Regions from separate parts of the Homo sapiens genome. Here region 2 is linked to region 1. A link is a contact called in ENCODE Hi-C or POLR2A ChIA-PET data. All regions are on one chromosome and are shown on one strand. Each heading gives the region's core, a stretch centred on a gene start or an enhancer-like site at or near the end of the contact. The rest is flanking DNA. Distances are from core to core; before and after follow the strand shown. Region 1 overlaps GPR161 (G protein-coupled receptor 161). Region 2 overlaps LOC125312414 (a long non-coding RNA gene).

What was found. A loop is a pair of places that touch in the nucleus more often than their neighbours do. ChIA-PET counts read pairs that join two places held with the same protein, here RNA polymerase II (POLR2A).
Region 2: a map of K562 shows a loop between it and region 1 (2.4-fold over the local background). The contact joins two enhancer-like sites. A Hi-C loop is called at or near these places in 1 of 168 maps with a recorded cell type or tissue (K562). POLR2A ChIA-PET finds 5 or more read pairs at or near these places in 1 of 52 experiments (naive thymus-derived CD4-positive, alpha-beta T cell).

Annotation. Positions count from the first base shown.
Region 1 is chr1:168,089,373-168,096,171 of GRCh38, forward strand. GPR161 (G protein-coupled receptor 161) reads right to left here. Exons shown (of 6, transcript NM_001375883.1): 4 at 1,192-1,296. Among named protein-coding and RNA genes, the nearest start is that of GPR161, 44 kb to the right of the region's middle. Within about 2 kb of position 2,784, at least 4 of the 41 ENCODE cell types and tissues checked have a DNase peak (open chromatin) inside an H3K27ac peak, as active enhancers do.
Region 2 is chr1:168,436,500-168,443,298 of GRCh38, forward strand. All of the region lies in intron 4 of LOC125312414 (a long non-coding RNA gene), which reads right to left. Among named protein-coding and RNA genes, the nearest start is that of MIR557, 64 kb to the left of the region's middle. RefSeq lists a silencer at 3,440-3,589. Within about 2 kb of position 3,437, at least 3 of the 41 ENCODE cell types and tissues checked have a DNase peak (open chromatin) inside an H3K27ac peak, as active enhancers do.

The sequences.
Region 1 (6,799 bases), core at 1,534-4,033:
TGGGTTGCCAGATAAGGAATTTTCCAAGGAAAATTCTCCATGACTAAGAGAGGTCATGGCCTGGTCCCGGTGCCAACCCCAAGGCTCACCCCTGAGTTCCATGACACAGGCTTAGGCGCAGCCCTGGAGCACTCATGGGGAACAGGAAACCCAGGTCAAGTCAGAGGTGGTTTTTCAAAGGCTCCCAAGAGCAGAGAGATGGAGGAGCTGGGAGCGGCAGACCCACTGCCAGGCATGCGGCTTTGTGCAGCTTCAGCGGCACTCCCTCCAGGCGCCAGTGCACCAACAGCCAGCCTGGGGATGGGCAGCAGGTGTGGCCAGACACCCTGGCTCTTCCTCAGCAATGTGGAGCCATGAGTGTGACTCCCTGCCTCTGCCCATGCGCCTCTGCCCAGGGCCTCCTGTGGCTCTAACAGCGTGCTTCCAGCACAGGATACAGCATCTGCAGCTCCCCACCTCCCCGGTGCCATGACTCTGATGCCAGGAAGCCGACTGCTCAGACAAGGAGCAGCCCTGGGCTTGCAAGATCCTTTAGGCAGAGGCTAAAGGGAGGGCTCTGCAGGATTTGTGGTGGAGATGCGTTTCTACAGGGAGACTGAGTTTCATATCAAAGGACATGGAGTGAGGAGACAAGGCCAGCTGACCTTGCTGGAGGGCTCCTTCTGTGCCAAGAACAAGATGAGTGCTTCACATTCATTAAGTCTCTCAATTCTCACAGCTGCCCTGTAATGGGGATTAGTACCCCCATTTCACAGATGGGGAAAGTTGAGGGTTTAGGAGGAGATCATGCAACTTGCTTGAGATAACACAGCTCTTAAAAAGCCAACTGGAGACTGAAGACCAGGCAGGCTGACTGCAAGGCCCCTCTGGGTCAGTGGTTATTATCATCACAATCATTTCTCATTTTAATTTTGCAAAGGCTTTCACTCACTTTCAACCCCCTAATAACACCGTGCGGCAGAGAGAACAGGAACTGACAGCCCCATTTTGTAGAGGAAGAAACTGAGACACAGGAAAGCTGAAAAGTCAAAGCCACGACTGGAAACCCAGACTTATGATTCTCACCCCCCACCCACCGTGGGAAATGCCCCTCCGCCAGCTCTTGAGCCTGCACAGGGGAAACGCGACACGGGGGAAACGCAACACAGGGAAAACGCGACAGGTGAGAGGCTTATAAAGCACGCAGGTTACCTGAGTCCTGGGAGCAGCTGAAGCCAGTGTCCCCCGTGCTGCTGCTGTGCCCCAGGGGCTGTCCACCTGCCATGAGCGCAGTGAGGTGTGGGGACAGGCCCAGGTCTGAAAGACAAAATTGGCATTGACAACACAATCACACTCTGCAAGGAGGGGCCCCAGCCTCCGTTTCCCCACAGACCCATCTCCTGCCCTTCTGTTCGCCCTTGCAAAACTCACTCTCAACTCCCTGAAAGACAGGAGAGCTTAGCTGCTCCCTCCTGGCTCGCCCCTCTTTTCTGTCCCACTGTGTCAGCAGCACTCACTGGGTTCCCCCAAAGGGGAAACTCTCCTGACAATGTCAACCACCACCAAGGTGATGACAGAGGGCCAGGGAGCACAATCAAAAAGGCAGGCAGGAGGGAAAATGTGAGGTGAGAAGATCTTCCCGTTAAAGATGGAGGGTTCAACCCCACATTCACCTCCTGAAATCCTACTTGAATTATCAAAGAGGGATTTTTAAGAGGCTTACACCCCAAAGGAAGGAGAGAATTTTTGTAAGCTGGAAAGCAGATGGTTGAGAGTGATGAGCTGACCCGGAATAGAGAACTGAGGTTGGCAACGGGGAGGTTTGGGAGAGGCAGGCTTCACCAGGCTCTGAAAACTCAGGAACGGGGTTGGGGGGTAGGGGGCCAGGAGCCACTGCTCTTCTCCAGGCTAGGCCTCGGGCGCCAGACCCCAGTGTTGGTAGGAGAGGAGAGAGAGTGAGCCCCGGGCACAGCCGCGGCAGAAGCGACCCAGTAAAAACTGAGGGTATTGTGGAAATTTACATATTAAGTAGTGGGACCCTGGCCCCTTGTCCCACTTAACCTGGGCTGGAGACTGCAGAACTCTTCCCTGGGAAAATCCACCAAGCCTAGAGGAAAGACTCACAGGCACTGAGAGTCAGGTGCCTGTGAAATGGCCCTGCCAGACCAACCCACAGTCAGGAAGCCTGCCTGCATCCCACCACCCAGGGCTTCCCTGTGGTTTTCTAGGCCCTCGTTATTAGAGGTGAAGGGGTGCCCAAGGATCACTAGACATTTAAAGGAAGGTACTAGCGTGAAAGACAGAGATGGGAAAAAAGAAAAGAAAAATGGACCTCAGAGGATTCAATGCAGGGAGCTTAAGAGAGCAAAAAATATTACAATGGGTCATCCTCAGAATGTTAGGAAAATAAAAAAAAGAGCTGCAGGCTATGAAAAAAGGAACATGGAGATAACAAAACGCTCTTAGAAATTAAAAACAAAGCACAAGAAGTCAAACTCCTGGGAGCTCATGAAGAAGATCCACTGCCTGGCAGATTTTGCAATCTGCCATAAAGGACACTCTTGTATTTTATGATACACTCACAGATAGGAGGAGACCTGTTCCTTCATTCTACCCTAATTCTTCAGAGGTTACAAGGCAATAGAATGCACTTTCTCCTTTCTTCCCTGGAGCCAAGGAGGACATGGTGTGGGAAGGCGGGGTGGTCACAGCAGGCTTCTCTCAGAACTTCCCTCTCGCTGCTTTTGGGAATCCTGCTTTTGCAAGGGGACTTCCTCTTGACTGGGGGTTACTGTAGGGAGCTGGGACCAGAAAGGCCCCAATCCTTTCCCCTGCACATGCCCATCCTCCCAAGGTCTCGGCCTGAGAACATGACTGTGTTCAGCAGGAGGCCTGGCTTAGGGAGCAGAGCCTGTGGGGGCATCTCCTGCCAGCTGGGATGGCTGAAGCCGCAGTGGGTTTTGGACACCATCTCTGAGGCTGCAGTGAAAGCCAGGAACATGTCGGTCTGCACCAGTGGGAGGAATGGTCTGAGCCAGGCCAATGCGGCTCAGCTAAAAGGTCTGGAAACGGGGCAGCCAGGTGGCATCCCTCTCCTCTGTGTTTATGCAGCATTTACCAGCAGAGGGTGGAGACAATTACCCTGAGATTGTTCACATGAAACAATGTATTTACTGGGCTGAGCACAATCCAACCCCTCAAGAAAAAAGCACAAAGGCACAGGCTCGGGGAATCAGGTTTGTGGCTCTCCAGAGGCATGCGGTGAGCAACAGTCACAGTGCTCTGAGAAGCTGAAAGAACAGGGGTGTGATTCTGAGATAAATTTGCAGGTACTTTGAGCTAACTACAAGACCTCTAGATGCCCCCAAGCAAAGGAACTTAGGAAGGCAAGGGAGTAAATCCAAAGGCTCTGGGGTCACCCTCCCCGCCCTCAAGCTAGGCCTTCTCAAGGAAGAACCTGGAGCGAGGTGTTTTCCCCTGGACAAACGTGAGTCAGTGTCCTTCGCAGGAGATAACGGGAAAGGCTCTATGCCCAGGAGCTTCAAGGGTCTCGTAAGGGCGGCGTTTGGAGGGGGTGCCCCCTGATACTGCCTGGGCCACCCTCCCTGGCTGGGGAGAGGGGTGGTGCTCGGGCTCTCCAGCCCTGGCTGGAGTGAAGGTTCTGGGTCGGCCAGCGGAAGGGCAGGTGGAGGGGCTGCCTGCACTTTCTCCTGAAGCCTCTTCTTGGCTCCCATTGCCAGTAGCCACCAGTCAGCTTTGTATTGGTGCTTTACCATCCTAAGACCACCTGGTAGCATTTAGCAATGTCCATGCAGGGCTGACCTATCTGCCACATGGTGGTGCTGCGTGGCAACCTCCAGGAAGTCCAGAGATCTAAATTCCTAAGTGACCTTCCCCGTGGGAATTGGCTAAGGAGACCTTACAAGCAGAAGGTATTTGGTGGCCCAGCGACATTTGGCACCCATGGAAAGCCTAAGATTTTGTACTTCCTCACTTTGGGACAAACAGAATGAGAGAAGCAGAACCACTGATTATGGCTGAAATCTGCTAGATATAAAGGACACACTGTCAACTGCCCAGGAGACTCCTGACATCCAAGTCAGCTGGGAAGCTCCAGAAATGTGTGGGATTCTGCTTCTGCCTTTGCTCATATGCACTGCTTTTAGGAAAGCTTATTCCATTTACTTTGGTTAAACCTTTCCAAGTGCCCATACAAATTGAGAGGAACAGAATCAAGAAAGAGCCTCCAAGTTGCTTCTTGCTGGCTCTGAGACAGATCAGATCATCCTTCATACCTCTAGTTAACACTAAGGTGAGCCAGTGGCAGGGGAAGTGATTAGGGTTTCAGAATCTGCTGCAGATCAAGGCCTTGCCCACAGAGGGTCTGGTCAGCCCTGGCTCAGACAGAGGGACCAGGGACACAAGGCAGAGGCCAGGGCTCTCTCCTGCAGTCAGAAAGCCATGGACAGCGCAGGGTGAGCGGCTGGGCTGGGGCGCCACATTCTGCTTTGGTTCCCAGACTCTTACTGATGCTGCTGCCTCCTCCTGGGATCAGGACCTTCAGGGAAGAACAAGAAGAACCATCCCCCACCCCCACCCCAGCTCCCATTCCTCGGAAAGACCAATAACTTGGAACCCATTCCATAAGCTCTTCAGCCCAAAGGCATCCCACAAGCCTGCTTTCCCTAAATGAAGATGAGACCACCAGCTGCCTGGGATGTGCCAAACCAACCACAGCTGGTGTTTTCCGCCTGTGCTCACAGCTTCACCAGCTCTTCTAGGACACCTGCAAGTGACTTGCATGGAAAATCTTGGCCTCAAAAGCAGGTGTTTCTTTTTGTTCTACGAACCCTTTCCTGCTCCATTTTCTGTCCTCATTTTTTTTCCTTCTTCATTTTAACTTCATTGATCTAGAAAACATCTATTTTTTTTTGCCTAGAAGACAAGTGAGTTTACAAAATCTGGACTAATACATTAATCAGTGAAATGAAGCCCAACATTGAATGGACTCCTGGATCACAGGTCATATGTGAAAATGTGGGCTTGCAACTGGCAGGGGTGAGCATTTCAGTGGTTAAAATACTGAGATACAGAGAAATGTTTTCTCCTATGGTTAAAAGTCCCAGACTTCCTTCCTCTCTTGGAAATAAAACTCCATCAGCCCGTGAAATAAATCAGTGATGCCATTGTGTCTCATCGCCACATGGAAAGGATCTCCTGTCATCATTGCCACTGGGTGTGCATAATTAGAGTCATTTCTTTCACCCTCTTGAGAAGAAAAGTGGAAGAAAGACCTATTTCATGAAGATGAGAAATTAACTAGAGTGGTTTGAAGAGTTGCCCGAAGTCATCTGGCAAGAGATTAGGACTGTAGTCCAAGCTGAATGTTCTCCAAATCTCTCCCAGTGGCTTGGCCAGGTGATGGTCTCCTTTCACCTTGGCCCTAAAAATCCAGCTACTTGACCTCAAAACTACACAGTAAAAATGCTAGAGGCAAGATCCACAAATGTGTCCTGAGTCAGTGGGAAAGGGCCAAAGAGGAAACAGGGTATTTGCATCATCTCAAAGTATCTCCTCAGTTGTATTTATTAATTACAATGGGAAAATCAGCAGCTTTACTGTGGAGAAAGCTGACAGGCACCACCTTAACCGAGAGATCAAGAGCAACACAACTAGCAATAAGGCATATTGGCATATGTGCCCCCTGCTATGATGTACAGGAAGGGCACATCGCCCCTGTGGCATTTTTGCCAAAAATGGATAACCTCATTCTAATCTTGAGAAAGCATCAGATGAACACAAATTAAGGGGCAGTCTACAAAATACCTGGTAAGTACTCTACAAAGCTGTCAATGTCATAAAAGACAAGGGAAGAGTAAAGGATTGTCAAAGATTGACTAAGACAATATGGGATCCTGAGCTGGATCTTTGGACAAACAAAGGACATTAATGAAAAACGGGTGAGATCTGAATCAAGTTGTAGTTAATGGCACTGCCCCAGTGTTAACGTTTTAGAGCTGTGGTTGTTCAAGACAGTAACCCTAGAGGAAGCTGGGTGTGTGGGAATTCTCTGTATTGTTTTTCCAAGTCTTCTGTAAATCTAAAATTATTTCAAAATAAAAAGTTTTAACAAAAAATCTAACCCCTAACTAGAGTAATTCCACTGGGTCCCATCAAAGGTGGTGGGATTGTGTCCGGAAACCTGTGCACACCGGATCAGTCATCAGAGGAAGGAGCAGCCTCACACGTACAAGGCCATGATGCTTCGATGGAAGGCTGAGGTTTGGCATGGACACCCCCGGATTGTCTGGGACCATCTGAGGAGATCACTGATCTGTGAGGAGGAGGAGGATGGTTGAGGAGGAAGACAGCAGCTGAGGTGGGGAGGGGGTGCTGACAAGAGGAAACACTGAAGGAAAGGATGTGGATGTGGCTGTGCCAGGAGAAGGTGGCCTGGTCCAATGCTTGGATTCTTTTTCCTCTAGTAAAGAATATACTCCAGGCCTGGCATGGTGGCTCACGCTTGTAATCCCAGCACTTTGGGTGGCTGAGGTGGGCGGATCACTTGAGGTCAGGAGTTTGAGACCAGCCTAGCCAATATGGTGAAACCCGTCTCTACTAAAAATATAAAAAGTAGTTGGGTGTGGTGGTGCGTGCCTATAATCCCAGCTACTTGGGAGGCTGAGGCACGAGGATCACTTGAATCAGGGAGGCAGAGGCTGCAGTGAATGGAGATTGTGCCACTGCACTCCAAGCTGGACAACAGAGCAAGACCCTGTCTCAAAAAAAAAAAAAAAAAAAAAAAAAAAGAGAGAGAGAA
Region 2 (6,799 bases), core at 2,187-4,686, 350 kb after region 1:
ACTAAGCATCGCAAGGGTGATGTGATTTTTTTCATGGCTTCCCTGCTAGAAAGCAGCAGAGCTGAGATTTGGACCCAGACTTCAGTCTGCCACGTTGTCTGGGTATATCCCCTTCACCATCTCTGAATCTGTAACATCACTGATTAGGGGCAAGGTGCAACAGTGGGTAGGACAGAATTTGAAGGTTGTTTAGAAGGTTCTGGTCAACCAGCTGCCCCTGCTGCATGTCTCTGGATTCTGTTACCCAGCAGGCAAGGCAAGCAGTCACTACACTGGCAGGGGTCATTCACCCTGAAAACAAGGAGGAAATTCTGCTATTTACTTACCTCAGATTGCTAGGATGTTATAGCCTTTGTCCTAGGACAGTGTTTCTCAAACTTCAACATGCAAATGAATAGCTGGGATCTTGTGAAAATATAGATTCTGATTCAGGAGGTTTGGGGTAGGGCCAGAGAGCTTGTATTTCTAACATGCTTCTAGGTATGGGTGCGGCTGGTCCTTTGACCACATTTTGAGTAGCCAGGGGCTAGAGTGCAGCTCGCAAACTCTGGGTGCCTCAGAAACCCCTGGGAACCTCTTAAAACTACTCATCATCATAGATTCAAATTCAATAGTATAGGATGAGCATCTCTAATTTTAACACACTCTCTAAGTAATTAAGGTAACTGCCAACACTTGACAACTATGGTTCTATAGCAGTGACCTTCACAGTTGCAGCCAACACTTGTGTTCCTGAATAAGCTGAACAGGTATCACACTACTGCTGCATGAGGAAGGAGACACAACTCTAGCCTGAATCACTGGGGACACAGGTGCTGAAATACACTGAGTGTTCAACATGGGCTAGGCACAGATGACCACAGAAAAAACCCCTGGGACTTGCCAAAATTACCCTAAGAGGGTTATAGTTTTATGAAAACAATCAAAATACAGAAATAAAATTTGTGATTACTTATAAAACTTATTTCCAAGGTAGTTGTAACCTGCATAACAAGGAGCTTTATGTCTATCTCAAGGTTGATGGGCAGTCGATGGGTTACTTGTGAGTTACACGTGAGGCCATTTCATGGTTTTTGCAACTCTGGCAAAATTGAGATTGAGATTGTAGACTTGGGATGCAGGAGCTGAGGGTCCTGCTTAAAAACACATTGCTTCATTCCCTGAGCTTCATTCTAGGGCTTGTCCAAGATGCCAATCTAGTTGGCATCAGCATTTTATACATGGCTTTCTTAGCCCATTTAGGGTGTGAATGGGTTCTTCGGTGACATTGGGTGGAGAAAAATAGACCTACCTTCCCTAACTGTCTCCAGGTGGCTCACCTGCTAACCTGCTTCTCAGAAAGACCCCCTTTTTCACCTCCCTGCTCACTACCAGCTGCCTGGCGAATGGACGTCCTCAATGCTTGGTAAGGGAGAAGGTTCTGCTGCCTCAGCACAGGGTGGGTTGGGCATGAGAGTGAGTAATGGAATGTCCCCAAGAAATCCACCCTCCCTGCCAAATGTGCGTGCCAACTTACACCTACGGAGAGTCTGGTTGCCTTTGCTTGTTCATCAGAAGAAAATAAGATGAACCCTGAAGGGAGATGCTGTTGGCAGGACAACCACCATGGCAGGCGTGGACTTCCCACAGGGCCTCTCAGTGCTAGGGGCTGGGGAGAGCAGTGCTGTCCTCAGGCAACCGACCTAGGACCTGCTACAGAAAGCCTCCTCTACTTGCTGGATTTACAACCCCAAGCAATTACTGCAAGTTGGGATAGCACAGGAGTGCAAGAGGCCTTCAGCACAGGCAGCCTGCAAGGAGAATGGAAGGCAAAGGGGTGGATTAATGGAGCCGAAGTCAGCCAGGACAGCAGGACTGGCCCCGTTCTCTAATGAGAGAGGTGGCCCAGATGCCTGTGGACAAAGCTCCGTGGATGGGACCTGGAAGCAGAATGGAAGGCCTGGGTTTTGCTTTATGGCCACCTTTTTTTTGAAGTGAAATGATGAGATCTCTGGACTCTTCTCTTTCTCTCCCCCCGCATCTTTTCAAGGCATCTTTCCTCCTGGTACTCACTGGCACATCCCCCACAGTATTACTCCTTATACTTCAGCTGAGCCCCTGCTACTTTCCTTGAAGATTTTTGTCCTTTATGTTCTATTCTCTTGTCATCAGGTTTGTTTTATGAAATAAATTACCTAATGAATTAAATAACCATCGACCATGGACTTAATTTTTGCTATATACCACTCTGGGGATTAAATGACCTCATTTAATCCTCAAATAAGGATTTTCCTATGAGTAAACACTTTTATTCTGGCCATTTTACAGATGAGGAGGATGAGGCAGACTGGTTATGTGACGGTCTGTGGCTGTGGAGCCTCCTCTGGTGGAAATCGTGGCACTGGTTTTCCTGTCCTTAGGCTGTAAAGTTGCAGCTCCACTCTCAAGTTTCTTTTTTTGGGGGTGGGATGAGAGCAAAGATAAGTAGAGTTCACAATTGAGTATTTTCTTTTGTTTCAGGAGATAATCATTCAGAAAAATCTCAGGAAACTTTGTCAATTGCAAAAACTGTTGTATTTGTTATCTCATCTGTTTGCTGGTAGTGATTAGAAATAAAACTTTTGAAATATTAAGGGCTGATGTAATTTTTTTGGGGGGGTGTTGAACAGGAAAGAAGATACTAAGCGAGAAACCAGAGAGCTTGTGTCCTTTTCAGTCATTCTTGGGGAAACAGGACCCCTAAGAGAGCAGTAGATGATGACAGCTTTAAAAAGACCAGGAGAGTGGATTTGATTTCTGAGGCCCTTGAGAAGAAATAGGGCATGGGGAGCTAAGTCCCCAGATGCTTAACTAGCAGGAAGTCCTCCAAAAGGCTGCAAGAATTAATCAGGTATTGGCCTCCTTTCAAGAGACTTGGGTTCTAATAGGGGAGCTAACATTTGAACATATACAGCTATACTACAAAGGATAATGTGGAAGAGAGAGGGGACTGTAGCTGGGATCATAGTGGGTGAGATCAGCAAAGCAGTAGTGAAGAAAACTCTGTTGCAAAATTTCTACTGCGGGCAAAGAGAAAGAAATCTGAAATGCATAAATTCGATCCAGCCTTTACTTGGCGTGGGAGAAGTCTGTGTTGGGTCTAGAACGGGGCCGCTGTGTGACCTTGAGCATGTCTCTTTACATTCAGATCCTCAGCTGAACGACAAGCCTCTAAGGCTTCCATCTGTTCTAAGCTGGAGGGGAGAAATGAAACTGTAAGAAAGGAGAAGGATGCGTGCTGCAGGGCTTGTCCAGGGTTTTCCTGGGAGAGTCACTGGTTCACAGTGTGACATGGGGTATCGGTACGAATTTCATAGGTGCCATTTTCTCCCCTCGCTGTGGAGAGCGGATCTCTTTAGGCACTGAGCCGCTTAGAACATCACTGCGGTTTTCAAAGAAATATGGTCTTGCAGTCCAGAGACAGGAGGTGGCGCTCTTTCTCCTGAAACAGATTGATGTCTGCAGCTTGGCTTGCAGACTGTGCGGGGGATGCAAACTGAATAAGATCTCTGCAGTCTGAAGGCATCCAAGGAGACCTGGGCAAAATGGCTGGTCAGGACTGCCTGCCAAGTATAACTATTCCCTCACTTGAATGCGCCCTAGAGGCGCCAGCTGTGCTTGGGCTGCAGCACCGACCAAGGTGAACACACACAGCCTCCTTTCCACAATTTTACCGTTAAGTTGCTGCATTTGCAAAGGAAAATCTTCATTGTCACAAATGATGACTGTATCTGTCTGGGCTTTAGATTGTGATAGGGAAGAGCCTCTCCATCTCTTTTGTATGATAAGTATACTTATCACTTATTACATGGGAAGGTGAGCGGTCCAGGGTCCTCCCTGCCATTTTAGGTGAGACAGCATCCCAGGAGAATGAAGAAAAAAAAAAAAAAGGAAAAAAAAAAAAGCAGGATCTGGGAGAATGTCTTACCTGGAGGACCTGGCTTTTACCTGGGAGATGTTGCAACTTCTCAGTGAGGAAAAACCTGACATTAGCTCTCCTTTGAAGACATTAAAGAAAAGCAAAAACAAAACAAAACAAAAACAAACGAACAAACAAGAAAACAAAACCAAACAATTTCATAATGAAGTGAAAAGATCACTGGATTGGAATTCAGGAGTCTAGTAAGGCCACTTACTGGCTGTGAGACTTAGTCAGGTCACTTACCTCTGGTCCTCAGTCTCACTTTGATTTTCAGTAGTTATTGATTACTACTGAAAATCAAAGTGAGAAAATTACTACTATTGATTCAGTAGTTATTGATTAATATCTCTTCCAGCACCACATTACATAGCATGTATATGTGTGTGTGTGTGTGTGTGTGTGTGTGTGTGAGAGAGAGAGAGAGAGAGTGAAGAGAGAGAGAAGAGAGGCAGGCTATCAAATAGAATAGCTTTTGGGGGGAAATTTGTATAAGGCAAGACAGAAACATACATTATTGGGGACTGAGGAAAGCCTTTCACTTTAATTTCCATTTCAATCATTGAAGCTCATAGTGACCATGCCCAGTGAAAAAGCCATGCCATTTTCTTCTTCTGGGAACTGAGATAGATCCCTCAGAAGTATCACAATCAATATATACATATGTACCTATGATCTCCATTCAGTTGCTAGAACGGCTGTGTGCCTTCCATCGAAGCCTCTCTTCTGGCTTCTGAGGTGGGGGGCAACTTCAACAAATCAGGTTCCAATGGGGAGAGAGAGGGAGCTCTTCCTTTGCTCCTGGGGCACTGGAAGCATGTGGTAGAGGTGAGGAGGGAGGAATCATGGTGGGGGCAGGAGGTGGTGTTCCAGGGACATGGGAGGAAACTGCAGTATTGCACTCCTACTTGATGGGCTTGGCCATTCATCAGCCATCACCAGCTGTCAACATGAACTGAGAACCTCCTGTGTGCAGGCTAGGCACTGGGGATGCCTCTGGAACCCCACGCAGTCTTTGCTGTCAAGGAGCTCACTGTCTCATCAAAAGAGAATAGATAGAGTCTGTTTTCCCTTTAGCCTGAACAAGCACATTTAGGCCCTAAGGGCTCAGAGGGCTCTCCTTCCCAATCTTCCTACCCCCTTGCCCAAGGTTTGGCTAGACACAGTCAGTAATAAAAAGGATGCTTTTCAGACCAATGGATGCAGCTTTGCATGTGCTTTGCCCAGTATGCAGATGGCTGCCAGGCCGCCCTATTGAGGATTCTGTTTGCGGGAATGTGCTCTGTTTCCTTAACTGTAGGCTTTGGGGACCAGAAGTGGCCAGGGGCTTAAAGGCAGCTGAAGTGAAGCAGCTCTTCTGCACACTCATCAGCATCAGGCTTCAAGCTGCAGTGAGGCATGGACCTGAGATAACTGCAGTGCCCCAGGTGGGATGCTGCAGTGTCCTTGGGAATACCCGTGGCTGCTGCAGGACACACTGAGCACAGTGGGCCACGGTTGGGTCTGAGCTGCCAGCTGCAGGGTGAGCTGCTGACTCACTGCTGCAGCCATGAGACCTTTAGCCACTGGAACAGCACGGGGAATTCTTTCTTACTTTAAAGGAGTATGTGATGGAGAGGAGGTCAATGGGATGATAAGTCAAAGTGTGAGCCTAAAAAGCAGCTATAAAAATTTTCATAGAATTCTTGGGCAGAAATGTTTTTATCAGCCTTGGAAGAATGCAGTCATATTGGGGAAGTTATTCAGTCAGTTGGTCAGCATGTATTAAACACCCATCGTGTGCCTAGCGTTTATTGTGTGCTTAGATTATAAGGGGTAAATGAGGAGTAGAAGATGTTCCTTGCCCCACTTGGGGATTATGATAAGACTGGCACTTAGAGAGCCTTATTCTGTGCCAGACACAGCATTTGACGTGCGCTAGTTTATGTAATCTCACAGTAACACCATAAAAATTATAGGTATTTTAATTTATTCTACTGTAAGTTGAGAAGTTAGGATTTGAACCATGTCAGTTCAAAGTCAGAGCTCTTTACCACCATGCAATTATGTTGTTCGAGAAGTGCACACAACTGGAGAACAATACAGGGGGATTCATGGTTAAGTGCTAAATCATATTTATAATACAAGCATTTATGATGAGTCCAGAATAAATCCCTATCAATCTGCAACCCTGGGTCAGCTGAAGTGTGTAGATTTGCTTATGTTTAAGCAAATATTGAGCCTGCAGAGCGAGTTTTTGAGAAGGTGGAGGGTCAGAATGAGCACTCGTAAGGTCAGGGAGTGGCAGCTGTGGGTACCATCAAAGGGATAGCATCAGGTGACCTGCTGTGAGTCTCAGGCCACTGCGTGCCCAGAATGGTCCTAATTGTTGGGGAAAACACAGAAAGATAATTACACATATTTTTGCCCTTTGAGAATTCAGTCTGGTTGGATTTACCTGATCAATTAATCAACTTAGGAACTATTAGCAAAATAAGAGGAGAATGAGGTTCATAAGGAGTTGAAGAGGGCCCATGACCATCCCATTCAGTCTTTAGTGGGTCAATATTTGTGTTAGCAAGGAGACCATGAGCCTTTTAACAGATGATACTGACAAAGACTCAAAAGCTCTTAAATGTTCCTGTGGAGATACTGACTATACATCTGTGGCAGAGCTGACCAGAGCTACCTAAGCCCTCTGGTTTCAAGGATGAGAGATAATCCTGGGCAGCTGTCAGAGAAAAATCTCTCATGAAACTGATGAAATGCCTTTGTCTTTTGGCTGGTAGAGCTGATTTTTCCCGGGACACAAATGTGCCAACTCTCTGACCCAAAGCCCAGTGTCTCATACACTTCTCGGGCACTCATTTGGGCTCATGGATT